Linked DNA regions of Mus musculus: regions 2, 3, 4, 5, 6 and 7 are each linked to region 1. A link is a loop called in an ENCODE intact Hi-C map of the cell type or tissue named here. Cell type or tissue: left cerebral cortex. All regions are shown on one strand.

The links. Peaks named below come from ENCODE experiments on the same cell type or tissue, not always from the same donor. Only the 100,000 strongest peaks of a DNase experiment are listed, where the experiment ranks them.
Region 2: a loop joins it to region 1, with 3 times the contacts of the local background. A loop is called at or near these places in 5 of 42 quality-filtered maps.
Region 3: it touches region 1 in a loop (2.9-fold over the local background); 5 of 42 quality-filtered maps call a loop at or near these places.
Region 4: a loop joins it to region 1, with 3 times the contacts of the local background. A loop is called at or near these places in 2 of 42 quality-filtered maps.
Region 5: a loop joins it to region 1, with 3 times the contacts of the local background. A loop is called at or near these places in 2 of 42 quality-filtered maps.
Region 6: a loop joins it to region 1, with 3 times the contacts of the local background. A loop is called at or near these places in 5 of 42 quality-filtered maps.
Region 7: it touches region 1 in a loop (2.8-fold over the local background); 2 of 42 quality-filtered maps call a loop at or near these places.

What each region holds. Positions count from the first base shown.
Region 1 is chr5:128,430,876-128,434,875 of GRCm38, reverse strand. Tmem132d (transmembrane protein 132D) reads left to right here and starts at 1,799. Exons shown (of 9, transcript NM_172885.2): 1 at 1,799-2,590. The coding sequence starts at 2,512. In left cerebral cortex, no CTCF peak of the experiment used is centred here; DNase peaks (open chromatin) are centred at 651, 1,208, 1,734 and 2,409; H3K4me3 peaks cover 2,779 bases; H3K27ac peaks cover 1,541 bases.
Region 2 is chr5:127,952,753-127,956,752 of GRCm38, reverse strand. All of the region lies in intron 4 of Tmem132d (transmembrane protein 132D), which reads left to right. Among named protein-coding and RNA genes, the nearest start is that of Glt1d1, 320 kb to the right of the region's middle. In left cerebral cortex, no CTCF peak of the experiment used is centred here; DNase peaks (open chromatin) are centred at 2, 731 and 2,268; H3K27ac peaks cover 595 bases.
Region 3 is chr5:127,706,421-127,710,420 of GRCm38, reverse strand. Glt1d1 (glycosyltransferase 1 domain containing 1) reads right to left here. Exons shown (of 12, transcript NM_177005.4): 12 at 2,901-3,558. The coding sequence ends at 3,397. Among named protein-coding and RNA genes, the nearest start is that of Glt1d1, 76 kb to the right of the region's middle. In left cerebral cortex, a CTCF peak has its summit at 2,067; DNase peaks (open chromatin) are centred at 600, 2,123, 3,223 and 3,453.
Region 4 is chr5:128,088,858-128,092,857 of GRCm38, reverse strand. All of the region lies in intron 3 of Tmem132d (transmembrane protein 132D), which reads left to right. Among named protein-coding and RNA genes, the nearest start is that of Tmem132d, 340 kb to the left of the region's middle. In left cerebral cortex, no CTCF peak of the experiment used is centred here; DNase peaks (open chromatin) are centred at 533 and 2,142.
Region 5 is chr5:128,038,270-128,042,269 of GRCm38, reverse strand. All of the region lies in intron 3 of Tmem132d (transmembrane protein 132D), which reads left to right. Among named protein-coding and RNA genes, the nearest start is that of Tmem132d, 390 kb to the left of the region's middle. In left cerebral cortex, no CTCF peak of the experiment used is centred here; DNase peaks (open chromatin) are centred at 582, 952, 1,632 and 2,022.
Region 6 is chr5:127,819,998-127,823,997 of GRCm38, reverse strand. The region is part of intron 5 of Tmem132d (transmembrane protein 132D); the gene reads left to right. Among named protein-coding and RNA genes, the nearest start is that of Glt1d1, 190 kb to the right of the region's middle. In left cerebral cortex, a CTCF peak has its summit at 1,858 (motif pointing left); DNase peaks (open chromatin) are centred at 804 and 1,809.
Region 7 is chr5:128,260,904-128,264,903 of GRCm38, reverse strand. All of the region lies in intron 2 of Tmem132d (transmembrane protein 132D), which reads left to right. Among named protein-coding and RNA genes, the nearest start is that of Tmem132d, 170 kb to the left of the region's middle. In left cerebral cortex, no CTCF peak of the experiment used is centred here; no DNase peak of the experiment used is centred here.

The DNA of each region.
Region 1 (4,000 bases):
GTCCCACCTGCCTCGATACATCAGTTCAGGGATGGGCACAGCAGTCATTTCAACCAGGTTCTTTGTATTGCTAACTCTGTAAAGTTTTTAGAAAACAGAAAATGTGTGTGTGTGTGTGAGTGCATGTGCGCGCGCATGTGTGTGCCCGTGCTCATGCACACACAGAAAGAGATCGAGAGATATAGAGACAGAGACAGACAGAACACCAGAAAGACAAAATTTAAGAAAGGCACACAGGACAAATCTGGAGCTGGTACCCCAAAGATGAGGATACCCAGAAAGACAGAGGCCTTTGGGCTGTTTTTGGCAGAACAACCCTGACTCCTCTGATCTTCCCTTGGAAGTCAGGGAGCTGAAAATGCTTAAAGCTGGGGATGGTTTTGTAGCTCCCTGGTGTGGATTGCCTCCTTAGCCAGATTCTGTGAGTCCTGTCATGTTCTAACTTAAAAGTCACCATGAAGACCCACCTCTGGGGGTTCCCACAAAGGTTTAACTGAAGAGGAAGGTTCATCCTGAATGTGGGTGCTACCATGGATGGACAGAGGCCCCAGACTAAATACAGAGAGAGCAAGTTGAGCACCAGCCTGGCGCCCTCGCCCCCAGTTTCTGACTGCAGATGCCATGTGACCAGCTGCCTCATGCTCTTTGCTGCCAAGCTGTGATAAAAACAAAGATCAAAAGCAACTTGAGGAGAAGTGGGTTGGTTTCATCCTCTAGTTTAAATCCATCATGGAGGGAAGTTAGAGTCGGAATCCGGAGACAGGAACAGACACACAGAAGCAGTGGAAGGAAGCGGCCCACTGACTTGCTCTCCATGGCCTTTGTAGCTTTCCTTTCATATAAAACCCAGGACCACCCGCCCAGGGGCGGTACTACTTCCAGTGGCTCCTCCCACAGCAATCATTGATCCAGAAAATGCCCACAGGCTCCCTACAGGGCAATCTGATGGAGGCATTTAGTCAGCGGAGGTTTCTTCTTCCCAAATGACGCTAGCTCATGTCAACCGGACAAAAACTAACCAATTCATGCCTGTGAGCCCAAAACGGACTCTCTTTCCCTTAAGTTGCTTTTGTTAAGTATTTTGTCATGGCACAAAGAAAATTAACTAACCCAGTCCATTTTTATCCGCAGAAGTGAACCCACTCGTTGGAGTGATGCTGGGTTTCCTCTCTGAATCCCCACAACATCTGCTTGTTTCCAAGGCTCTGCGGAGCAGTGAGGAGGGCTCCGGCTCGGGACACTAGCATGGGTATTATGTATCTTGGTGTGAGTTCGCCTTAGATACCCTGGAAGGCATGAGTGGAGAGCTGTACCTATTAGCTTTTCAATGAAATATCTTCCCTAATGCCAATTCCCTAATGCCCAAAGGCCAGCGGGGAGCCAGGATGGAAATCTTTCAGGGACAGGAATTTGAGGGTCATTTTGGCATCCCAGGCTCACAATCTAGAGTTCACCGGAAACACTTCAGCCTATGTTAGGGGTTCCTGAACTGTCCTTGCCTGAAGGCCGCCTATAGTCAGAAGCTTTAAGAAGGCAGGGCAGATGGCCTTTCCACACCTGTTGTGAGCGTGGACATCCACGCTGGTTCTCGTGCGCGCTCCTCGGGGCTTGCGGGGTGTCCATAACCTCCTTTGAACATCTCCCTCCTATTCGAGCACATAGAGAGGGCGACTGCGAGGCTGGGCGCCCCGCAACCAGGAAGGTGGGACCTACTTTGCGGATTGGGGCTCACAGCTGTCACTCCAGAAGGGTGGGGCTTAAAAAGAGAGAGAGAGGGAGAGAGGAAGAGAGAGAAATTAGGAAGCAACAACCCCAGCCCGCCTGGGCACGCTGCTCTGGGTGCGCTCGGATGCAGCCGCCCCGAGCTCGCGCCTACTCGTCCGCGCGCCGCTCGCCCTCCGCCCCGAGCGCTGCTCGTCTCCGGAGCCGGCCGTGCGCCGGGCGCGCGTGGGGAGCCGGGGCGGGCTGGGGTGGAGCCGCAGCGCCCCGCAAACTTTGGGCGGCGGAGCGCGCGCGCCGAAGCCCCGTGGCGCGGGATGGGGGCGGCGAGGCTATGTGCCCCGGGTCCCCACGCGTGCCTGGCTACCAGCCCGGGGACCCCCGCGCCGCCTCTGCCCGCGCCCCGGGCCCCGCAACCTCGCAGCCCCGCAGCCGCCCGCGCGCGCTAGCCCACCGCAGCCTCCCAGCCGGAGTCCTCAGAGCGCTCTCCATGCTTGGGGACGCAACACCGGAGACCCCCCTTGTGGAGTGAAATTCAATTCACGAGCCAGTCCTCAGCGCAGTCGAAAGACTGAGGTGAGCCTCGGCCTGCGCTGCGGGACCCCGGAGCCTGAGCGGCCTGGCTATGGACCTGTGGGGACCCGGCACAGGGCGGCCCTGCTGCTCGGGTCCCTAGCCAGATGCGTCTTGGTCATCCAGCTCAGCTTCTCTTCTCCGGGGATCTGGCGACATCCCTTCTTCAGCCAGAGGACACCACGGAGGAGCAGAGGACCCGCGCTCCAAGTCTCCAGGATGTGCCCATCTGAGATGGGGACTCTGTGGTACCTCTGGTCTCCCGTGCTCATCAGCCTAGCTGCCCTTTTCTCCAAAGGTGAGGACGCTGGGGCTACCTGGGCCCGGGGGACTTAACTTTGCTGAGAGTAGATGTGGATGTGGGTGGCCCAGAGAGGGCCGGTGGGTGTGTGTGTGTGTGTGTGTGTGTGTGTGTGTGTGTGTGTGTGTACACAGCAGGTTTGTGGAGCCAAGGTTCCGGGGCAGACACCTTGGCAGCAGGTGATTTCCCTGGAAGTCTTGGTATGATGCCCTAGGAGAGTGTGCCTAAGCGACAAAGGGAAACGGGGAAGCCTAGTCTGCCCTGGCCCTGGACGCTTCCTAGAATTTGGTGTGGACTTCCCAACTGGCCCTAACCGGTTTAGAAATAATTCTCAACAGCCCTGCTGTGCGAGAATGTCAGCTAGTGTACCACGGGCCGTTAAGAACACAGTTGGCCAGAGACCCTTTCAGCCCAGGGTCTCCTGGGTCGGCCTTCTGCAGCTGCTGTGTGTGTATAGGGGATGGGGGTGGGGGTGGGTGGGGGGATAGGAGAATACTTCCACAGATGCTCTACTGTCTATCTGACCCAAGTCTTCCCAGTGGGGTCCTGACATGGGGCCGTGAGTAGAAGCGGGAAGCCCCGTTTACCTGCTATTACCGTCTCCTTCAAATCCCTGCCTGGTACAAGCAAATTTGAAAGCTTGGGACAGAAATGCCTTGCAGAGCGATCGATATCCACAGGACACGGTAGATGGACTCTACACGTCTTCCTGGCCGAGCAGGAGGTTTCTATTTGTGGGTAGTTTTCTCCCCTACACCCCCTTTCTACAGCAAAAGTCAAGATTCTTTGCGGTCTCCTGTGTGCTGGAAAAAAAAAAAAAAACCCTGTAAACATATTTCTCTGCGAATATTTATCAGGCAACATCTCTCTGAAACTTCCTAGCCAGTTGACAAGCGCAATCTTTTATGATATGTTGATTTTGGTTTCTGGCTTTTCTGGTATCTGGCAATCTAGTTGCATAGAATCTTGTAGAGTTAGGCAGATTGATTGCTGTTTTTTTTTTTTTTTTTTTTTTTTTTTTTTTTTTTTTTTTTTTTTTGCGTGGGAATGGTTGCGGGGGCATGCTAGGTGTTTATGTCACTGTGTTTTCAAGTGCTGTTGAAGGGGGCTCAGGTAAGCTAATGAGGAGTAGCCCCACTTCCGGGAGGGAGCCACAGCTTTGGAGATATAGAATACACTGGAAACCAAAGAGGAGGTTGGTTAAAAAAAAAAAATGCAGACCCTAGGTCGTCAGGGCCACGATGCCACTCCAGCATAGCTGGGAGGCGTGCTGTTGTCCTTGTTGCTTGGTTTGATAAGAATAGACGTCTTTGTTTTTATTCCTTAATAGCAGGGCTTTATTAAGGGCGGCTTTGGACTGACTCTACACTAATAATGGTGTTCCCTCTCACTCCCTCACTGATTCCT
Region 2 (4,000 bases), 480 kb after region 1:
AGTTAAACCCATCCCCGACAGCTGGCGGGTGGGTGAGCTGCCGAGCGCCACGCTCCTGAAGCACCGTGTGTCTAAGGCTTTATTTCCAGAAGCCTCTATATTTTCCAGAGAAATTATAACACGTCTTCTTTTACGGCTCTAATTATGATCGCTCTTGTATCTACAATTTGATGCAAATTAATATTTACTTATCCTAATAATAGCGACGCCAGATGGACTCTTACTACACACTGTACCCATACAAGGCTTTGCAGGGACTGACCCAGCGAGTCCTCAGGAAAGCCCCGCAGGGGCTTTTCTGGTGGTGGTTCCACACTAACTCAGCGAGGTTTGAAAGCAAATCTGAAAATTTGAGATCTAGAACTAGATCTTGGGCTTTTAATGTGCTCTCTCTCTCTCTCTCTCTCTCTCTCTCTCTCGCTCTCTCTCTCTCTCTCCCCTTCTCTCCCTCCCTTTCTCCCACCCTCCCTCCCTCCTTCCCCACCCCCCTCTCCCTATAGATCAAAGGTCAATCTTGAATGTTGCTCCTCAGACAGTTTCCACGTTTTGTTGGAGATAAGGTCTTTCATTAAACCTGTAACTTCATCAAGTAGACCAGCAAGCTCCAGGGATCCTCCTGTGTGTGTCTCTCTTTCTGTCTCCCATCTTATCATTGCTGGGGTTGTGTGTGTTATTGCATCTGACTTTCTGTGTGAGTTCTAGGCTTAGAACTCAGCTCCCCACTTGTGAGGCAAGCCCCGCCCCCACCACTCACATCCACTTCCCTCTCTGCATCACCTGGAAACCAGTGCAGGGTCTGAGGTCTCTCTCTCGAACTTTGTACAAAACCCTCCGCCACACCTTCAGAGAGACAGTAGCATGGGGGGGGGGGAGGAGTGGGAGGGAGGGTCTTGAAACTCAGCCCAGCCTCTATTTCCCCCAAATCAGAGGCAAGTGCTGGAGGAAAGACTTTTATGAATCACTGATTCTCATGGAAAATTTCTTCAGGCTTGGGCTGTCTTTCTTCAACTCTTTTGGATTGAATTTTGAGTTTGTGTTAATTTTTCTCTGCTATGTATATATATAATATATACATATACATATAATATGTATAATATATAAGGCCTTTTTCATATAAGCATGTAATATACCTTGAGCATATTTCCCCTGTACTCCATGATCCTCTCTTCTCTGACCTCCATATATGAGTGTGCACATGTGTACATGCACCTGCAAGCAAGCCCACATGTACACACATACATACACATGCTAACAAATGTGTGTATATACTGCATGTATATATAACACATGCACACACAAATAGTTTTAACTGTTTTACATTTGATTGGTTGATTTTTTTTTCCCAGTGATCACATTGGTCCCCAATCAATTTTTTTTTTTTTTTTTTTTGGCTCTTTTCAGTTTATTGCATGAAGGAGTTACACTAGTCCAAGTTAAAAGCGGACCCCAAATGATTACATTATACAAGCTGTGAGGTTTTTAAACTTGTGACAAGGGACAGAAGGGAAATTCTACTCATTGCAAGGAAATCCTCACTTAAGCTTCAGAGAGCCACAAGCACTTAAAACCCATGAACCTTCAGCTGATCGTCCTTAGCCAGCCCAGTCTCTATCAGGAACTGGCATATGTTCTTGCGCTGGTCACCCTGTAGCTGAATTACTTCTCCATATTCTGGATGCTCAATTACAGTACCATTGCAGGCAAATTTCTTCTTAAACGCCTTCACTAGTTTCTTTTTATCGTAATCATCAGCGATCCCTTGGACAGTGGTAAGGGTATTATACTGACATTTTGTTTACAGGGAGCTAGGGAAGGTCAGAGGCTATCCAATATGCAACAGCCCACAGTGCTCTTCCCATCTCTATTCTTATTAAATGCCCCACCCTTTTTCCTCCTGGATCCCACAGATACCATTACTAATAAAATATCACTCTAAGTTCTTTACTGACCCTAGGTTAAGCTAACTGTCGAAAGGGACAGGAAGTGGACACATTGCCATTCCCAGAATGTTCTCATGTCCGTTCTGAAGTAGCAGAGGCGAATCTTTCTGTGAGCCGTTCCTGCCACAAAGCTGAGCCCAGCTCTTCAGTGAACCATCACACCGGCGGCGGCGGCTTCCCAGCCTGCTTAATCACTCTCATAGGCAAACTTCAAACCTCACGCCCTTTCCTTGTGCTTTTCAAAAGGCGAAATTAGCCAAACGCACAAAGATATCTTTAGTACTTAAAAGGTTGACAGAAAAGGTGCCAAAATGAAAAAGAAATAAAAACTTCGCACCTCATCCTTTGTGAGCGTCTGCACATTTGGAGTTTGGGCACAAAGACTTGGAGAATGACAGCTGTTCAGTGGGGGTGGGAGGATTTTTTTAAAAAATGCTGAGATCAGGGAGGCGGGGTCACATCGTAGGGTGAGAATTCAGCCAGTTGTGCAATAAAGAGGAGGAAAGTCAGCGCATGTGCAGAAAATCTACTAGCCCAGAAGCAAGGCCAGTTCCTGAACAGTTGCCCCCATAAAAGAAAAGATCCTAGGAGGGGACATAGGACTGCCATTGACCTGTTAAGGTCAAAAAACATCCAATGCCATCTCAGTGATAGAAGTGGGTGTCGCCTTTCTGGCTGAAGAGCCCAGGAGAACACCATTATTACTCAAGGCTACTCTACCAAGTCAGCATGTGCCTTGGAGATCAGAAGTAGGCAATGAACTTGTTACTGGTTCCTTTTGGCAATCCTCTTGTCCTTTCAGAATCTAGAGGCTGCTTCAATCGATTCTGGTCTGGCCCTTGTGTCTTGCCAATCTTTCTCTTACACTAACCTCCTCTCTGTAGCCAGCCTGGTGACTCTCTCTTCTGTGAGCACACAGACTCTTGCACACACAGCACACAAGGGCTATGACATCACACATTCCCAACACCGACACAATGTCCCTTTACTATGGAAGAAAAAAAAGGGGGGGGGGTCTATTCCTGGCTCTGTAATTGACTAAAATATGAGCAGTCCTCTCCTGATGGTCTCTGTTGGTCTCATAACAGTAGAGATTTAAGGACTGGAGAGACGGCTCAGGTTAAGAACAGAGGTCTCAAGTTTGATTCCTAGCACCCACATCAGGGAGCTCACAATGGCCTGTAACTTCAGCTTCCGAGGAATCCGATGCCCTCTTCTAGTCTCTGAGGGCAACCAAACAGGTATTGCACACACCTGAAAAAATACACATAAATACAAAAAAGGGGGGGGGGGTTAAAAAAAATCAAAAAACAAGTCTTAACTCTCAAGTATAACAATACAGTAACAAAATTCTTTAGGAATCCCAATTGATGAGTTGTTGGTGAACTTGAACTCCAAACGTCTGACCACTGCTTATAATAGACAGATGGATCACTGTGCCTCCCTGGTTTGTCTCTTGTCATCCCTTAGGAAATGCTCTGCTGCCCTGGGTGTGAATGAATGCAGTTAATTCGTGTTGTTCCTGGCGAGATGCTCTGCATTTTGCTTTCTGGCTAGATGAGGGTCTATTAGCTGATTCTTCCTAGACAACGTTCTAAGCAGACTCTTCCAGGGCAGATTCTCTCTCTAGTTGAGTGTCTAGAGATGCTCACCATTCTGGCTCCCTCTGTAGTCTTGCTCTCAGACTGTTGATTAAATCTGGAATGCACAAGGGACACGCACCCTCGCAGGAGTCCTAAGACCATGGGGATGTCTGTTTCTTAGCACCGTGCTCCTTAATTCATGCCAGTGCAGGATGTTAAAGGAAATATCTTCTACCTCCCACAGTCCTGCACCCTGGCTTCAGCTGAGTGATCACGGCCGGGAAACTTCTTGTGTGAGTTGAACTATTCAAGCTGCCAAGAATTTTTAACTTGACAGGAAAGCCATTGCACCAGGAGCCCTTTGAAGCTAATTCTCACTGAAGCAGAGTCATGAGCTCAGGCTGCTGGGCCACTCTTCATGCACTGTCCGTGCCCTTTTGAGACTTGCTTTCTCTGATAGTCTTTTGATTCAGGAGT
Region 3 (4,000 bases), 720 kb after region 1:
ATGTTTACATTACAGTTTATAACAGCAAAATTACAGGTATGAAATAGCAATGGAAATAGTTTTATGGTTGGGGGTCACTAAGACAACTGTATTAAGGGTCACAGCAGTAAGGTTAGACCACTGCTCTAACCTCCCACCTCCTCCAAGTGCTGGAATTACAGTTGTTGTCCACTGCACCCAGCCACCTGTTGGAATCCCAGTTCTCAGTGGTGATGGGAGGTGGGGCCAATGGAGAAGCACTTGGGCCACCCCTTAAGAGGAGGTTGATGCCAGTCCTGGGGAAAAGGGGTCCTCTCAGGAGTGGGTTGCTTATAAAAGCGTTAGTTTAACTCCCCTCATATATTGTGTTCTGTGTATCTCCAGCTCAGCTCTGCTCTTCCATCATGGGACAGTGAGCACTCGTTCAGGCTCTTGCGGGCTGCAACTGCAGAGCCTCAGAGTCTGACCCACTAACCGGTTCATTTCTGTGCCTCGTGCATTAACTAGACTGTCTGCCATGCTCGGCCACATTGGCACAAAATAGGCAGAGACATGTCCCCCGAGCTGCTAGGAAGCTGTGGATAAATGAGACAGGAAGCAAATTCAGTTACAAGGAGCCCTTCCAGGGAGGCCTTGCAGCAACTCTGAGCATTTCTGTCAAAGGCAAGATACTTCAGTGTTCGAACATTTGCAAACCTCCCTTCCGGGCCTGTGTGGAGGTGTCCCCCACATAGAGGCCTGCAGCTGTCTACCCCACAGGCTCACTTGAAAGGACAGCTGCAATGTGCCCCTCTGAGGAGGCGGAATCTTTTTTTTTTTTTTTTTTTTTTTCAGATGAGGCGGAATCTTTAAGAGACAGGGCCTACTATATGGTCTTTAGGTCATTATCTGCACTCGGTACTACCTCCTCGTTCACTTTCATTTCCCAGTTGAGAAGAGTGCATTTTTTACTCTGCCAATCAGTCCTGTCGAAATGCTTCTTTGCCCAGACTTGGAGCAATAGAACCTGATAGGTTATTTCTCTGCCTCTGCCGCCGGTGAAATGAGCCAATTCAAGCCAGATTAGATTATATTAAAGGCAGGTTTATTGGGAAGCTGCTTTCCGGTGGGCGAGTTCTCTGGCCCCAAGGATCAAGACCAGGGAAGTTGCAATGGGAAAGGAAGGAGGGGGCAGGAGGAGAGAGAAAGAAGGGGATGCGCATGCGTGGACAGAGAGAGAAGAGGAGAGAGACCAAAACTGTCTGGATTATATAGGGAGGAGCTTCTGGGGGGAAGGGCAGCCCAGCCCCTGGGCTGGAAAGTTCAGAGTTGGGGGCAGGATATGCCAGGTAGGGTCTGAGGGATGCTGGGAAAACCTGGAGGCCAGGTCTGCTTCAGTATGTAAAATAGGCACCCCTGTCCCTTGTCCTGGGGTTGGATACCAAACAGAGCCAACCAGGCATAGACTAGAACCTCCAAACTGTTGAGTCTGCAGAAACCGCTCCTCTTTATGTTCTTCAAGTGTCTGGTACGGAAAGGGAAAGCTGTTACACTTCAGTATAAGTTCGTGTCCAACCCCTCTGATCAGAAATTCGAGTAATGTATTTGTTTTCTTGGGGACCGTGTTGCAGGGGTGGGGTGGGGTGTTGGGGCTGCTCCCAACAAGAGGTGCTTCTGGAATAAATAAACAGCAGCTTTAAAAAATAGATATATATAGCTGATGGTAACACGCTTTATTAGTTAAGAAACCTTCCTTCCCCAAGGAGCATTTGCAGATGTAGCTTAGAGATGCTGGCACAGTGGTCAGGCAGTGATGTCATCCCTGGGCAAAGGAGAGGCAAGCATTCCGGAGCATCCTGTTTTTTGTAAACAACCGTGATACCTGACCTCTACACACCTCTCCTGAGGTGGGTTTGAACTCTGGGCTCAGAGGAGCTGCTATGGAGATTCAGGCCTCGTGATTCTCTCCACGCCCCTCTACCCCCACCCCTTCTTGTGCCCAGAGAGGTAAGACCCCCAGCTCAGGCTGAGGGCCAAGGAAATGGACACATTTCTCAGTGCGCCTTGCAAATGCTTGAAGCTCGAGCAGTGAGGGATTGCTGCTGCCTCTGCTGGAGCCTACGTGAAAGTGCCGGTGCTGAATCTGAGGTACAGAATAAAGGCCGAGAATTACATCCTCTATCGAATCGGGCTCTGATTTCATCCCTGATGTTCTGGTTTACAAAGCTTGCTTCCTTCCAGCCTGCTTCTCTAAAAAGGAGATGCTTGCTGCTGCTATGAAATGCAAAAGGCCCAGATGTGCCTTCTGAGTTGGAGCAAGTATGATATGGGTTCTGACTCCTCCTCCGTTCCCTCCACAGTCTGATACTCATGTGTGGCTATTGGCTGCGGTCCCCCCCCCTCCTCCTTCCCTCCCCTTCCCCCTCCTCCTCCTCCTCCCCTTCCCTTTCCCCCTCCTCCTCCTCTTCCTCCTCTTCCTCCTCCTCCTCCAAGCTGCTTACACAGGTGGCCATTGCACGTCCTGCTCACAGTAGCACAGCCTTGTTGAAATTCAACAAAAGGGTTGCTGGAGGAACGGAGCGCTGTTGTAGGGAGATCCCATCGAAAGATACCCCCACTACCCAGATTGACTTCTCATACCCCAGTGACCTCTTGTCACAGTCTTGGGTCCCACCATTGTCTGGAGTCTTGTGACTCAATCAACACTTGTTCTCAATTCCTTAGCAGTAAGAGGAATGACCACCCACATTGAATTTAAGGCTCCCAGCCTCCATCTTGAGAGCCAGACTCCCTGTGATGTCATACAGGGGGGGCAGGGCCTCTTCTGGAAAGCAAGCTGGGCTCTCAGGTACACTAGTGAGAAGTGACACAACATGATACATTCATAGCCTCTCCAGAGCTAATTAGCATGCCAACCACAGCCCGCCTCCCTACCAACCCCCGCCACCCCCCTGTCCCATGATGGCTTGTTGATCAAGATCATATCAAAAATGCTGCCAGCTCCACTCCATTGACAATCCTGGCCTTTTTGGGTTTTGTTGCTTATAAATAAGCCTCCATACGTTGTAAAAGCAGTCCTTGAAACAGTCCTCCAAAGGCCCCTGAGATGCACCTCCATCTCCTGCACAGAGCTACAAACCCATCTGGGACTGAGCAGTGAGCCTACAAGCCCACTGATGACTGATCTGTAAACACCTCTGGGACTGAGTCACAAGCACTTTCAGAAGTGAGCTATAAGTCCATCCAGAACTGAGCTGTAAGCACAGCAGAACTGTCTGCCAAACAGGAAGAGACTTGGGGTGGGGTGGGGTTTGGATGTGTTCCTGGGGACTCTAGGATTCCAGTGGTCCAGGACTGGGTCCCATCTTTTGGCATCTGCCCCGAGCTGAGCACCTGATGGTTGTTGGGACAGATGTGGTGAGCACGGACTTCCATCATTTAATCCTCCAAGTTCGTCTCTAGCTTCCTGATGAGGCGCTGGTAGGTGTCTCTCTCCACCTGCCAGGAATGATGCGTCCTCACGTATTCCCTTCCGTTGGTCACGATTTCCTTCTCCAGTGCGGGATCGCTAACCAGTCTCTTTGCCAACTGAATGAACTCCTGAAAGACAGGAAGTGGATGAGAAACGCATATGCGTGATGGGTGCAGGGGGAACCCTGGAGAAAAATCACTTTGAGGGAGCAGGATCAGAATAACGCAAGCATTAGGATTAAGAAACATTGTGGCTGGGCGTGGTGGCGCGCCTTTAATCCCAGCACTTGGGAGGCAGAGGCAGGCGGATTTCTGAGTTGGAGGCCAGCCTGATCTACAGAGTGAGTTCCAGGACAGCCAAGACGACACAGAGAAACCCTGTCGCAGAAAACCAAAAAAAAAAAAAAAAAAAGAAACAAAACAAAACAAAAAAAGAAACATTGTATATGTCAGGTGGCAAGATGGTTCAGTGGATAAAATGCACAAGGATGCGTACACTCCCGCGCGCACGCACACACACACACACACACACACACACACACACACGCATATGCACACACACACACACACC
Region 4 (4,000 bases), 340 kb after region 1:
ATGGACATGTTGCCCTGTAGAAATAGAAATGAGGACAGTCCTCTAAACTGTGGGGCCTTGCCTAGCTAGGAAAGGATACCCAGCCACTTATCGAGAGCTCAATAAGTGACACCCGAAATCACTGTCACATAAGAAATTAGATATTTTGGATTTTCACGTATTATTCTTTCTTGTATATGACAACTGTTTCTTTCCCCAAGCAGAAGGAATTAATGCTTAGATATGATTAAAGATGAGGTGTGAACATCACACTGCTTCTGACTTGCCCAGAAATGCAGCAGAGAGGAGAGGGGAAAGTGGAGGAAAGCCTCTTAGACAGGTTGAATTCTGTGGAAAGGCTGTAGCTAACAAATACAGAATAAGCCTATGGAGAGAGAGAATTCCTGTGCAGGTATTAGAGATGCTCGCACACAGGCGCAGGAGGTGTAAGGCAGAAGTGCTGAGTGCATGAGTGAGAGCAGAAGCGACTGAGCACTGATCGACGCAGAGCAATGTGAGCTTGGAATAGATCCTGTGCATATGCACTGGCCCGCACAAGCCTAGTTAGAGTTAAGGCGTAGAGAAATAGAGATATCTTCAGGGAGGGTTTCCCCAGGGAAGCATGCCTTTCCACAGGGCTCTGTCAGTCATCCAAAATCCTCCTGTCTAGCCATGGAGCGCCAGCCCCTCTTAGCCCCAGCCCTGTACCAGAGTTCCCCATCAGCACCACTCGAGTGTTGACGCGGCTGTTTTGGCAGGAAACAAACACGTCTGCCTCCATACAAAGCCACTTGGTTTTCACATTCATACCTATCTGAAGTGACATACCGCGGCTGAGCGTTCGGATGAGATGGCATTTGTAAAACCAATTTTCAAGTGTTTCAACTTCAGTAAAGTGCAGTTCACATCTCAGATGACGAGGGACTTAATTTGTCACTGATTTCGAATGTCACAAGATCAGAGAATCATAAGCATTCATTGAAAATTCCAATTAGTCGTGCTCATCAAGAGGTCAGTGGTTCTTATCCATGCAGGCTCCCTGCCCTCATGTCCAGGCTCCATGTAAATGAAACCGAATTCCTAGTGGGATGAAGGCATCTGTAGAGTCAGTCAACACTAGGATAAGATAACAGAGGATCCTGTGATGAATTTGTTCTTCAGAAAAGAAATGTCCTGACAGGTGCCGGACTTTTTTTTTTTTTTTTTTTTTGGTCCTTTGTTTAATGGGGATGAAGAGAAGATCTGCTCTTTAAAAAAAAAAATCTTTCAGGTTATTTGAACTTCAAAGTGAAGGGAATATCTGGAAATTTGAGCATTTGGGTCACCCTATACAATATTTACTCATGTAATACACATGTACACACCTGTATACATACATGCATGCCCACACATGTACACACAGATGTGTGCACACACATGTATAATGTATAAATACACTCAGACACTCACATGTGCTCACACATATACATACTCATGTGCACACACATGTGTACATGCATGCACACACATATACAAGTGTGCTTCCAGGCACATGTGTGTATGCACAGATGCATACTCTCACACACATACATGCATACATGGTCACCTGCACTCACACACACTCTTCAGCTACATACAAACACACATGCACACACACATACACACATGTGCTTTTGTGCATATGTATACGTTATAATACACATATGCACACATGTATAAACACATACATAGACTATTTGTTCTCAGAGATAAGATTAGATGTCTGTCCTCTTGGGATGTGCCTGAGAAGGAGCCACACAACCAGATTTAGAGTCTTAGGACAAAGGAAACAAAGGCCACTGAAGCTTTCACAGAATTTACCATGTCTAACACAGCAAAATTGAGGCTGCAGTTTCAAGTGAGTCAGAGAACCTTAGGAGCACCACAGAGTTCTCAGAAACAGGTAGGTGAGCTCCCGAGACTGATGTCCCTTGACACTGCCTTGCCATACATTCATTACATCTGGATATCAAGAGTGTTGCATGTGTTGGGTGAATTGCCTTCAAAGTACGTATGAAAATTCAGTCATCTGCACTAGCCACTCTCATCAACTCAACCCTCTTCCCCCAGAAAACATGGCTTCCTGCCACAAGTTCACTCTTCCAGATGGCTGGCAGAAGATTCCACTCATGGCTTTCCCTCACACACATCTCGACTATGAAGCCAGCACTATTAAATCCATCATTTCTCAGTGGGTGGATGTTCTGGATGTTTCTAGCTTTTAGCTTTTCACTCTCTGTGCGCAGTGACAGACTATCACTGGAGATAGCGCCATGGCAGAAGGGGGGCTCTGGTAAGATGGCTTGGGCACCTGGGAACTTGCCAAAACAACTCAGCCACAGTCACATGTCTGAGACTTTGTTCTGAATATCCACTGAGTTACTCTGTTCCCCGATGTGGTCACAGGGTTGTGAGTACCAAGGACACCAAGGAGAACAGCTTGGCATTCTGCAAACCTCTAGCATTCTGTTAGCCAGAGATCACTTGGCCAAGCTCATCCCTTCCATCCATTGGAGGGATATGCAAGAGTGGGTTGTGCTTCACAGGGGCTTCCAAATGCTCCTCTGATGCGAGGCTAGGTAGGTAAACTTCTGATTTTTATAAGCAAGCACCAATTTAATTTCCCTGAAAGTTGCAGCAATTAACATTATCCCTGCTAACAAATTCAAAACCTCATTTCCCAAATCAGTGTCAGGGTAAATGTTAATTTTATCAACTTGACAATGTTGTGGCTAAAAACTGTCTTTGAAATTCTCATTTCCTTCATCACTAGTAAGACTAAAAATGTTTTCTTATGATCATTTGGTAAATCATAATTTCCGTATTGGGATGGACCCAATGTCTAATACATGCTACGCAAATGCTCCACTGCTGATCCACACATCCATCCCTCCTTATATTTCTTATTTTGAGACACAATTTTATCAAGCTTCCTTGAACTCATGTTGTAGCCCAAGCTGACCTTGCAATCCTCCTGCCTCAACCTCCTGGTTAGCTGAGATGGCAGGCCTATTCCATCAAGGACTGGTTATGGTTCCCTTTCTCTATACTGTTTTAATTTTTTTTCCTGATTATATGCAAGCTCACTACATAGTTTTCTGGTGTCTCTTTATATAGTAGATTAATTCTAATTTCTACTTCAATAGACATTGCCTGTTCTGGAATTCCAGGTTTGGGATGTGGCCTACATATTGCTCAGCCTCCTCTTCCCCTCTTCATCTGCCTGTGCCACTTTGAGGCTGACCCATGTTTTAGAGTGGCCAGTTGTTTCCTGCTGTGTTGTGATTCCCATAGGGTTCCTGCCCCCTGCTGTGTCTCCCAGCACTCTGCTACATAAAGACACAAGGTCCACTTTCCTAGGTGGTCTTTCATGCAAACACTACCAGGACACATCTCAGAACTAACAATAGGACCACAAGAGATTTGCAGCGTTGATGTGAGCAATTCCTGATTGATGGAATGGCACAGAGAACCCTGCCTTCTCCATGTGGTGGCCAGTTTTTTCAGCTTAGTACATACAGCCCCTGGGAATCTATGTTTCTCCCATCATTCCCCAGGAGATGACTGACTATAAGTTTTTGAGAGAGGTGCGAATCAGAACCAGATGGCCATACCCTATGCAACAATTCCTTCCTTGCAGCAAAGCTCTTTGCTGGGGCATAGACAGGTGTCCACAGAGTACTGTGGAATTGTGGAGTTGCTTTAATTGTGGCAAACTAGCCACTGGGCAAGAAATTCCCTAACTTGATCTGCAGACAAAAATCATGTCCAAAAAGGATAATCAAATGCAGGATAGTTGACTGCTAAGCTCTGCTAACACAGAGTAAGATAGTCCTTCATAATTCCTGCTTCTCTTAATGTCAATCAATGTTCTGGGCCAGAAGGCTGAAGATAGATGCTCTAGCATTTTAAAAGATATTGGGGATGGTCCAGGCTGTCGGCTATCCCTGTCATTTCTGTGATTTTTGGAGTCTGTATCCCTATGCTTCCTGCATACTCAAAT
Region 5 (4,000 bases), 390 kb after region 1:
CTGAGGTTTAGCAAATCCCACTGTTGGCTTGAAATCTGCTGAGAGTAGATCTCTGGTATTTCTGTTATGTGCAAGTGTACACACACACACACACACACACACACACACACACACACACAAAACCAGCTTCTTTGTTACAAACTCGTATACCCAGGGCATATGAAAACACATCACACATTTTAAATCTACATCATTCTTTGTCAGCCATTACTTTAGCAAAGCTGGAAGACACGACACGGCTTCTGAACGAGGGGGAATCAGACCCTCTCTCGTTGCTGAGCAGGGAGTGACTTTGCCGTGAAGTTAACAATGATCATCACAGCCTCTCGGCTTCTTCACAGGTCCCTCCTTCACGTAGCACATAGCAACTGATAACTTACAATGTGCTAGATACTCTGAAATTATAATGAGCCCGGAGCCACTTCTTCCCTCACAAAGAAATCTACATAATGAAGGCTATAACCACAAAGCCTGCTACACACTAATCAGAGAAAGGTATACAGCAACAGGCATTAGAAAGAAGGCCCTGGCATCCTGCCTTATGCCTAGAGGTTCAGAGGGTCCTTGGGGTGAGGGATGACACAGTAGGGATGACTCAGTGGGAGTCATCCCAGCAAGCGAGGTCCTCCCCCGACTTCTTCTGTCTTTTTAATAAAGCATAGCCGTGAGGTGTGCCTATGGGTGGACGTGGGTTGTGCTCCCGCTCAGGGGTGTGATGAAGTATTGTGATTTCATTTAGATGCCCTTGTTCTGAATAGCCGTGGAGTGGGTTACATTGTGAATTCATGGCCAGCTAAGATGTTAGTTATGATAAGTTGGGCAGCTTTCTATGCAAGCAGTAATTATTCCTCTCCGCGTGTCTCAACAATGCACCGCCCAAATCCCAAACCCCGATGATAGATTTCTCCATATTGTTTCAATGTCGGCCTCTTAGAGTGGGTAAACTTCCCAAGGTCAAGATTTCTTACCCACTTTGTACTTAGCCACATAGTTGGCAGGCGATAAATACTCGCAAGACTTGTAACCTTGAGGAATGAATCACCACCCTCAAGACAGTTGTCCCCAGGAATCGTGACTACTAAGAAGGAGGACAGATTTTAATCATCTCTCACACCAACCTGGAGTACCCCAGAGCCAGAAAATCACCCCAAACTTTCAAACTAATTGCATGCACAAGGGATTGGGGGATGAGATAGCCTGGGGTCTATAGGAACTTTCAATCTCAGACTAATGATATTGGACAATTGTATAGAAAGTTTCAATCGTGAACTACTGACTATTGCTGACTGAGAGGTGAGGAGTGTATCTGATATCATTTGACTTTCTCTGGTAGGGACTGGGTGCTAGTTCTTGAGAGTGGAGTTGCCACCTGCTCTCCCCACCCTGGGGGGAGTCAATGTTCTTTAAGTAAGAGGGAAAAGGAAATGGATTTTGGATAACAAGTAATGATGTTCTTCAAAGAGAGTTCCTGGACAAACAAAGCAATTCATTGTATCTGGGTGTGTTGGCTAGAGCCCAGTCCTGTATTCCAAACTCTACACTGGCAATTGAGAGTTCAGGGTGAATTTTAACGATACACACTTTATCTTTGTTCCTTTGGAATGTCTGTGACTTGAAGTCTTCTGACATGCTGACTCATTGTTCTATGTCTAACGAGCTGCTTTTAAAAAACAAATCAGACGCAGAAAAAAAGTTGTGTGATAATGATACCATATTTGAGTGACGTTTTCACATTCGGTGATTTCTAGATTAAGGGGAAGGGTGGAACACATGTGTTTGAATGTGTTTGTATAGAGTAGACAAATGATCTCAAGAAAGAAATAAGATAGATAGTAACTGATGGGGAATGCTAGAGGATTGAGGGGCCCCGTGCGTGGCTGATGAGAGGGGAGCAGAGCAGCTGGAGCCTGGAAAGGAGCGGGTGCAGTTACCCCCAGAATCCCAGAACAGCACTTGGATCAGAAATGCAGGTCTGGCTGGGAGCTAGTGAGGAAAGAAGTGGGCTAATGGAGAAGAGGCTGCCAGAGTCCTGAAGGAAACAGGTGCCCAGCTGCCCACAGCCACCCTACACTGCACATGAGTGTGGCAACAGTTAGACCATCGAGAACAAGGAGAACACAGAACTGAGGAGGAAAGAGAGAGGCGCTGTCTTACAGCAGATATAACTGCGCTGAGTACCCTGAGATATCCAGGAACCACTGCAAGAAAAGAAGAAAGGATAATTAACAGGACAATGAGTTTATAAGCATTGCCATAAACTTTTATAGCTCTTTGGTAAAAATAAAATAGTAACAGTGTTACTTTTAGAATATCAGAAAGACATTTGACTTAAGTATAAACCTTGTTTTTTTTTTTTTTTTTTGGTTTTTCAAGACAGGGTTTCTCTGTATAGCTCTGGCTGTCCTGGAACTCACTTTGTAGACCAGGCTGGCCTCAAACTCAGAAATCTGCCTGCCTCTGCCTCTGCCTCCCAAGTGCTGGGATTAAAGGCGTGCACCACCACACTCGGGTTTAAGTATAAACTTTTAATTGTGAAAACTGCTAAGCATCCTCAAATGTAACTCCACCAAATTACTAGAATGGGAAAGACCTATGGATAATGTATTAGTCAGGGTCTGCTAAGTAACAGATTTTATACAATGAGTCTGTCTGTCTCTGTCTCTGTCTCTCTCAAATATAAATATATGCAATAAATATAATACATACTATATATTGGTTATAACATGTGATATATTATATATATTATATAATGTATAACTTGTAATATATAATAAAATAAATATATAATATATAAAATATAATATATAATTAATATAATATAATATAAAATATGTGTAATATATATAGGTTTTATATACTATATGTAGGTCACACATATAATATATATGGGACATATCCTGTATATCATATATACCAAATATATACCCCAGATATGATATGATATGATATGATATATGATATGATATGATATGATATGATATGAGGTATAGTAGAATGATTTACAGGCTGTGGTCTAGATAATCTAACAATGGCTTCTTAAGAATGGAAGGTCCAAGAATCCAGTCTACAGGGCTAGATGTCTTAGCTGGTCTTCGGTATACATTGCAATCTCAAAGAAGTAAACTGTAAGGCCAGCAAAAGACTGGATGTTCCAACAAGGTGAGGGCAAGAAGGCAAAGAGCGAAAAGCTTCCTCCTTCCACGTCCTTAGATAGGCTTCCAGCAGGAAGGCATGGTCCAGATTAGAGGTATGTCTTCCCACCTTAAAGATCCAGATTTGACGTGGCTCTTCCCACTTCAAATCAAGCAACAATCCCTCACAGGTGGGTGTGCCCTTTCATTCTGGGATTTTAGTTCATTCCAGATGTAGTCAAGTTGACAACCAAGAATAGCCACCATAAATAACAATTCCCAATATTGAGGCTGGAGACAGTGCTCACAGGTTGAGTGCTTTCTGATCTTGAAGAAGCCCTGACTTCACTTGCCAGAACCACGTATGATGGTTACAACCACCTGTAATTCTAGCTCCTCTAGGGCATCCTTCCGGCCTCCGCAGGCCCTGGATTTGCATGCACATAAACACAAACACACACATGAAAAATTACATAACATCCCCCAAATGAAAGTCTATTCTGGGAAAACAAGTGACTTCCCAAATGTAAGTGTATGTATAAGAGAAAAATGGTTTAACAAATGTGTTAGGAGTGAATTACTTCATTATCTGAAAGTAAGGAAGACATAGCTACTTGCGTCTCAGTGTTTCATACAGCAAATATTGTCCTAATGCATGACATAAACGAATACAGGTCAAGAATAAAACCATGTTACAGGAGCATAAAACACATAAAAGCTGAGAAATAATGTTCTGCTCCTCAGACAGCTGCAGGCGAGCCCACCACATTAGGTGCTATGGATCAATAGCCCTAATTTTAAAAAGGGGCCAGAGATACATAATTTGCAGGAAAAAAAACATGATAAAGGGAGTTTTGAAAGGACTGTTT
Region 6 (4,000 bases), 610 kb after region 1:
TATGAATGTCTATATCATCTCTAGGTCCTCTTTTGTCTCTTCTGGGAGGAGTGACATTGTCCCCCCTAAACCAGAGGAGCAGAATTGCCATCACGAAGTTGGAACCACTCACTAAGCCAATGGGACCTGCAGAAAGAGTGGTGGTGGAGGATTTGGGTGTGGTTCCCAAGGATCCCACCCAAAGTCCACAAGTGGTTGCATAAGGATTTGTTGTGTGATTGTGTGATAGATGATGCTGTCAATTTGAACACTGAGAAAAGGATCTCATGGTATGCCTGAGGTGGAGTGGGGGATTTTCCTGATTATAATGATTTCGGTGACACATGCCCACTGTGGGCGGCACCATTCCCTAGAAGGGATCTTAGACTGTGTACATAGAAAAAGGGAGCAGAACAGCAGCAAGCATTCATCCCCCTCTTCCTGGTTATAGATGTCATATGATCAGGGCTTCCAGTTCCTGTTGCCTTGACTTCCTTGTCAGGATGGTTCAGACCCTTGAACTGTGAGCCAGGCAAACAAAAACCAAGGCAACAAATAACCCTCCTTAAGTTTCTTTCCTCAGGATGTCTTAACACAGCTTCAGGAAAAGAAACTAAGACAAGTTGTATTCTGAACACCATACAAGAATGCAGGGCTCATTGCTTACGACAGATTCTAATAACCTCACATTTTCCATCAAAATGGTACTTGCTTTGAAAGTTTTTACATGCAAGCTAACATAAGCCTCATTTTCAATTGCTTGTTCTGAATAATGCTTGCTCTAATTTTAGCCTAAAACCGTGCCAATTTGCCAGTCTGGGGGTTGGGGCTCAGTTGGAAAAGTGTTTGTCTTGTAAGCAACAAGAACCTGAGTTCATTCCCCAGAAAACGCAAAGAACGGTAGTGTACACTTGTGATGCTAGCACTGGGGAGGCTGAGACAGGAGGATTCCCCTGTGCACTGGGCAGCTAGTCTAGTTTAACTGATGACCTCTGGACAGATGAGAAACTCTGTCTCAAATTTAGGGTGGAGCCATCAAGATGGCTCAGCAAGTAAAGATAGTTTTCACCAAGCCTGCCAACCTGAGTTTGGTCCCCAGGACCGCACACATAGTAGAAGGTGAAAACTAATTCCTGCGGGTTGTCCTCTGACCTTCAGACATGCACTGCGGCATCATTAATGCCACAAATTAACAACCTGAATTAATAATGAGTTAGTTAAGTACAGGAAAGATGGCATTTTGAGGAAGACATCTGAGGTCTTCGTCTGTCTCTAACCCACATATGCATGTGCACTGGCACACACATGAACACACACATGTACATTCACATACACACAAACACACACACATGCACTCCTTATATACTTGGATTGTGGTGTTCTCACTTTTTTCCCTATGACTACTTCCACCGTTTTCATTTGCAAACTAGGAAAAGGTCTTATCATCTAGTTTTAAAAGCATTCCCCCAAATGCTAGATCCAAGCATAACATTAAAAAAAAAATCATCTGATTTCTCTTGGCCAGATGAACAAATGATAAACCTCATGTCTGCAGAATGGAATTTCCAGCTACCCATATTGACCTGGTGATTGACAGGGACCTCAGAGACAAGGGTCCAGCTTGCCTGTGTCTGCAGCAGGTTCCCTGACAGCAAAGTGAACAGTTGCTTTTCTACTTCTGTACATTGGAGACAAAGATCTTTGAAGCCATCCAGATGGTGTGTGGTCCTAAAACTGAAAAAAAAAAAGAGCAAAATCCAGGGTTGGAGAGATGGCTCTGTGGTTAAGAGCACTTATTGCTCCTCCAGAATCCCTAGGTTTGAATCCTACCACCTACGTGGTACATCTGTAACTCCAGTTTCAAGGGATACAGTGCACTCTTCTGGCCTATGAAGGTACTGTAAGCATGTGATATACAGACAAACATGCAGGCAAAACACCTATACATACATATATACAGTGTGTGTGTGTGTGTGTGTGTGTGTGTGTGTGTGTGTGTGTGTGTGTGTTTTCTTTAAAGCAAAACAGGAGAGGAGCCCAAATGGCTCATAATGGATGAAGAGACAGACCCAGGTGCAGTCAGGCAAAAGGACACTTCTCCACCCAAAGTGAAGAACTGTGGAGACCCACAGTGTTGGAAATGGTTCTATGCTCGAGCCAGACAAGTGCTAAAGAGAAGGAGAGTCTTTGCTGGGATTCTATTCCTGTGGGCATTTTCTGCAAGTTTTCTTTTAATAGCTGAGTCTTCTGGGAGCAGAATTGTCCACCCATGCAGGGTACCTATGTTCAAACTCTTTTTTATTATTATTTTAAAATTAATCTTCTGACTCAAGGTTTCTGTAAAGCTTTTTCATACACCCTTCATTTTTGACCCACCTTCTCCCCCTCCTCTCCCTCATCCGCGACACTGATCCCCACTTAATCTTTGAACCCTATGCTCCCGCCTCCTCTTCCATATTGCATGAATTCTACTAGCCCTCTAATTAAATTTTTAATCAGGTTGTGTTCTAGAAATTTCCATATGGCTTTTTCATGTGCCCTTCCTTTAGGCTAGCCCTCCTTCCTCCTCATCGCCCCCGCCCCCGCCCCCTGCTCCTGCAACATGTTATTTTAATGTAAGCGAATTTGCAAAAGAAAAAAGATCACATATCTTGGTTCTTGGTTGTATATAGGGGGAACAACAGGATATTTTGACATATATGTATCATAGTGTGTGTGTGTGTGTGTGTGTGTGTGTGTGTGTGTGTTTCAAAATGATTACTACTATCAAGCAAAACGCATATCCACCACTACCAACAGCTTCCATGTGTTTGTGTGTTTATCTGTGTTTGTGTGTATGTCTCTGTGGTATCTGTGGGTCTCTGTAGTATGTGGTCCTGTGGTGTGTGTCTGTATGTCTGTGATCTCTATGGTGTGTATGGTGTATGTGTCTGACTTTGGTATGTGTGTGTGGTGTGTGTTTGTGTGTGTGTTTATGGTGTATATGTGTCCGTGTCTATGGTATGGTATATGTGTGTTACATGTGTGTGTTTCTGTGTGTGTCTATGTGTCTGTATGTCTGTTTATCTGTTTGTATGTATGGTGTGTGTGTTTACAGTGTGCATGTCTGTGTGTGTCTGTGGTGTTTGTGTCTGTATCTATGATATGTGTGTGTGGTGTGTGTATGTGTCTGTGGTGCATGTGTGAGTGTCTGTATGTGTGTGGTGTATATCTGTGGTACGTGCATCTGTGTGTGTGTGTGTGTGTGTGTGTGTGTGTGTCAGTGTCTCTCTATGTCTATGTGTATGCAGCAACTAAAATCTTCTAGGAAATACTTTTAGTACAAAAGACCATTGATTGTTATGGTGATAATGGCTATGAGACTGTGCAGTTACCAAAATTAATCAAACTGCACTCTTAAAGTCGAGTCTTGCCACATGGCAAGCAATAACCCAATCAACAAGACAGGGGAAAGTTCACAGCTGCTATGAATATATTAAAGATGCTGAAATAGGGGCCAGGAGATGGCCCAGTGGGTCAAGGGCATTGATGAGGACCCAAGCTCATATCCCCAACACTTGTATGAAAACTGGGCTGCTGTGGTAGCCACCTGTAACATCAGCACCAAACAGGAAGGCAGAGCTGGCATTGACAGAGCAAGCTTATGAGGCAGACTAACTGGGTCAGAGGGCTCAGAGTTCAGCAAAGGACCCTGCATCAGTAAGATGGAGAGCCATCAGGAATGACACACAGTGTCAATCTTCAGCCTCCCTCCACTCACGTACATATATACACATGAAAAAAAAGATGCTGATATATATGTGCCAATTGTAATTAATAGCAACACAAGTGTCAAAATTTCAACATTAGATTTTAAACATTCCCACCCCATACACCAAACAAGGATGTGAAGTAATAGACATGTTAATTATCTTGATTTAATCTTTCCATAATGCATACACATATCAAAACATCACATCAGACCCTATAACTATGTGCAATTACCACAGACTCCAGAAGTGCTAACAGAACAGATTTCAAA
Region 7 (4,000 bases), 170 kb after region 1:
TTTGACTAGATTGATGTTCTACCTGCAACCATAGCTTCTTCGAGTTCATGGGGGCAGCAGCCATGTCATGTTCAGAACACAGCATCCCACAGCTCTCTCCCCCCACCCCACCCCCAACCTCTGGTTCTTACTTACATCCTTCCTGCCTCCTCGTCTATGATGTTCCCTGGGCTTTGGCGTATGTCTGCTACACAGCTAACATACTCCAGTCTTGAGTGGGTCTACTCTGTTTACGTAAGTAGACACTTTAAACGTGGACCTGGTGATGGGGTGAGCTTGTTATCTGAATCTCCATAAATAGGGTTAGGCTTATCTGTGCCTGCGACCTCAGGGGAGATGCTGCAGAGAATGTCTGAGGGGGTAGGGCTTCTATTCTGGGTACCAAATTATAACTACGTTTTAACGATTGTCCCCTTGCTCCCCCCGCCCGCCCCGTGTGTGTGTGTGTGTCTGTGTGTGTCTGTGTGGGTGTCTGTGTGGGTGGCTGGACGTTGGTACATGGGTGATTCCTACTGAGGACAAGAAAGCTCCAATAGATAGCTTGTTGTCTCATAAAATCTTTCTAACCCTGCTGCTCTAGTCTTGAAGCCCCCCGTTGTAGAAGAAAAGCAAAGCCCTTTCATTTCACAGACATCCAAGTTCCTTTAAATCTCAGAAAATGTTTTTCTTCCCATTGACGACTGAAGCACCCACGGCGCTTGGGCCCTTTGCTCTGAGATCCCACCCACCATTCCTTTCCCCATCTCCCTCTCCACAGAACACAGGGTTCAGGACTGCCAGTGGCTCAGATTGCACAAATGCCAAGCAGAAGATGACAGACCTGGGGACCCTCTCTCCCTCCACACCATCCATTCATCTTTCCCCTAGAGAGACTGATTTCCTAAGAAGCTCTGGCCCTTAGGTTGGACTGGAGCTTAAGCCAAATATTTATTCAATGTCAGGGAAGCTCATGTGGAGGACAGAGTCCAGAGATATAGAAGGCAGAACTAAGACAAATCAGGGCTCTTCCCGAGGGCCCTTCTCAAGCTCATTGAGTGAACAGATCCCTCTTGATAATAATGATCATTATCAAAGACCGCTTACAGCTGGCAGAGGGCTCTGCAGTTTTAAATACTAAAGGAGATATCCAAGCGCTCTTTGACAGTCGTGCACCTTCCACCGCATCAGACTTGAGATGCTTTGGGATCTAAAGAGATGGCTCATACAACAACATGGGCCGTGTGAACACAAGGGTCTGAGTTTGATCCCCGGGACCCACAAAAAAAAAATGTCACATGTGGTGGCGTGTGGTTCAGCAGCCAGCTATTGTAGCTGAATCTGTATGCTTTCCATTTAGCGAGAGACTGTCTCAGCAAGGTGGGTAGCTCCTGAGGAGCTGGCCTCTTACCTGAGGCTGACCTCCCACCTCCACGCGCACAGATGTGCACAAGCGCGTAACACCCCTCCCCCCAAATGTGCAGGCATGCACACAGGCACATAACTGTTAATTCAAACTAAAATATAAAAACTTCTCTGGATTAAGCCTTTTCCAGGGAGTTTCCTGCTGAGAGAAGATCTTTAAGAGAGAGAGCCAGGGTAGAGAGAAAGAGTATTTGACATATGATTAGAGAGTCAGGACTGAGGTGTGTCTGGGGATGCCCTTTGGGTGCTGTATTATATTAGACAGGGTTCTCTAGAGGAACAGAACTTATATAAAATATATATTCTTATATACAATATATTGCATGTATTATATAGAAAGGGGGTGTATTGGAATTGCTTACAAGCTGTGGTCCAGCTAGTCCAACAATGGCTGTCTACCAATAAAAGGTTCAAGGATTCAGTAGGGGTTCAGTCCCCCAGGCTGAACGTCTTAGCTGGTCTTCAGTATACACCAGAATCCCAAAGAAGTAGGCTCTAATGCAAATGAAGGAATGGACTTGCCCACAAGAACAAGAGCAAGGCAGGAAATAGACCAAGCTTCCGTCCTCCATGTCTTTTATACAGGCTGCCAGCAGAAGGTGTGACCCGGATTAAAGGTGGATCTTCCCACCTCAAAGGATCTGCATGAAAAGGAGCTCTTCCTATTTCAAAGAACTTAATTCAGGAAAAAACCTCCTTCACAGGTGTACACAACTGCTCAGGTTTTAGTTAATTCCAAATGTAGTCAAGTCGCCATGCAAGCGTAGCCATCACGGGTGGCTAGCTGCTTTACAGAGGAGATGGGGCTTTCAAAAATGATGAGTTGGTTTGTGAGTGGCCTTAGGCCTCCTTCATCCCCCCAGGGCTCCTATGGGTTGATTTCCACCTAGCAGAACATCTCTAGTTTTAGTTTAGGTGGAGGAAGCCAAGTTGCAACCCAGAATCTTATCAGTCGTAGGCTAGACGTTCCATAATGGCTTAACTTAACTTAGAAAAGTTATCTTACTTAATGTAACAAACATTATGTAAAGGACTTCATGGATGGTTACTGAGGGACTTCGAGAATTGGTAACTAGGAAGGGTGTGGACAGAGCCGATTCCGGCTGGGGAACAGAGGCTGGCACAGACCTGTACCACTCCTGTCAGCTCCCTCCACAGCTCCTTAACATTGCTGTACCAAGCAAAGGCCCTCACTGAGTCCCCTGACCTTGAATAATTCCTTGCCAGCTCTGAGGGACAGATAGGGGACAGGCATGGCTTTTGGTAAAGAGGAGTTTGGGATATGCCCAGACCAACCCCACAAATGCAGATTGGCATCCGTTAAACACCTACATCCTAAGAAGTAACACCATTTGGGCATGCCTGGGGCACACTAAACCCCTGGCAATTCCACAGCATGGGAGAGCAGTTGACCCTCTTCATGGCCCAGTAGAAAGCAGCCTCTGCATTTGCTGCAGGAAAGACATCAACCAGGTGTGGGCAGTGACTACTCTGATAAGGGAAATCCAGGTGTTCTCTAGAAGATGGAGTTAAAGCTAGGTGTGGCCCAGGGAGTGGCACTATTAGGAGGTGTGGCCTTGTTGAAGTAGGTGTGTCACTGTGGGCATGAGCTTTAATACCCTCATCCTACCTGCCTGGCGGCTAGCCTTCTACTAAGAACAAGAAGTAGAACTCTCAGCTCCTCCTGCACCATGCCTGCCTGGATGTTGTCATGCTCCCCCCTTGATGATAATGGACTAAACCTCTGAACCTGTAAGCCAGCCCCAGTTAAATGTTGTCTTTTTAAGAGTTGCCTTGGGTCATGGTGTCTGTTCACAACAGTTAAACCCTAACTAAGACACTAGGTCACATGACAAGAGGTCCGCTACAACATGTTGAGTCACTGTCCACACTGTAGGCATGAGGAGACTGGAACTGGCAATGAATGATGATGGTAATGCTTATAGTGATGGTGGTGGTGACGATGACGATGGTGATGATGATAGTGATGGGTATGGACCAGACACGCGTGATTCCACAGTCTCCTTTGCCATGTTGTGTGTAGTGTTGCCCACACCTTTCTTTCTGTGCGAACTCAGCCTCATGTTGCACTGACGCCAGCTGTGTGTGGTTGAGGAGGCGAATCCCTGCCATCTTATGACGAGAACCAGGCAGAGCAAAGGAGATCACTTTAACCACAATCCCTTTGTTCTCTACAAAGTAAGTCAGGGCAGCTTCAGGGTGGATGAGTTCTTTTATTTATTCAATTCTTATTTATCCAGGAATGGGGGCAGAGATAACAACATGAGAGGTAGGAACAAAAGTTGCTGGTGGGGGGTGGTTAGCTAAATGAGAGACTAGCCTTTCTTGGTGCTTCTCTGGTCACATTAGTCATTGCCGTAAATGGTGTTTTTTTTTTTTTTTTCAAATACAGAGCATTGTGTTTGCCCACTGGGACCACATGGAGCCTAGGAGAAGTGGCACACCTCATGAAGTTAGGCATGGTGGGCACCTGCCTGAGTGCTGTCCCTTCTGTGCATCTTAGAAGCATCCTTGAGACTCCCTGAGCCCCAGTTTCTGGTCCCCTTCCTTGTTTGTGTGTATAGAGCACAAACAAAAA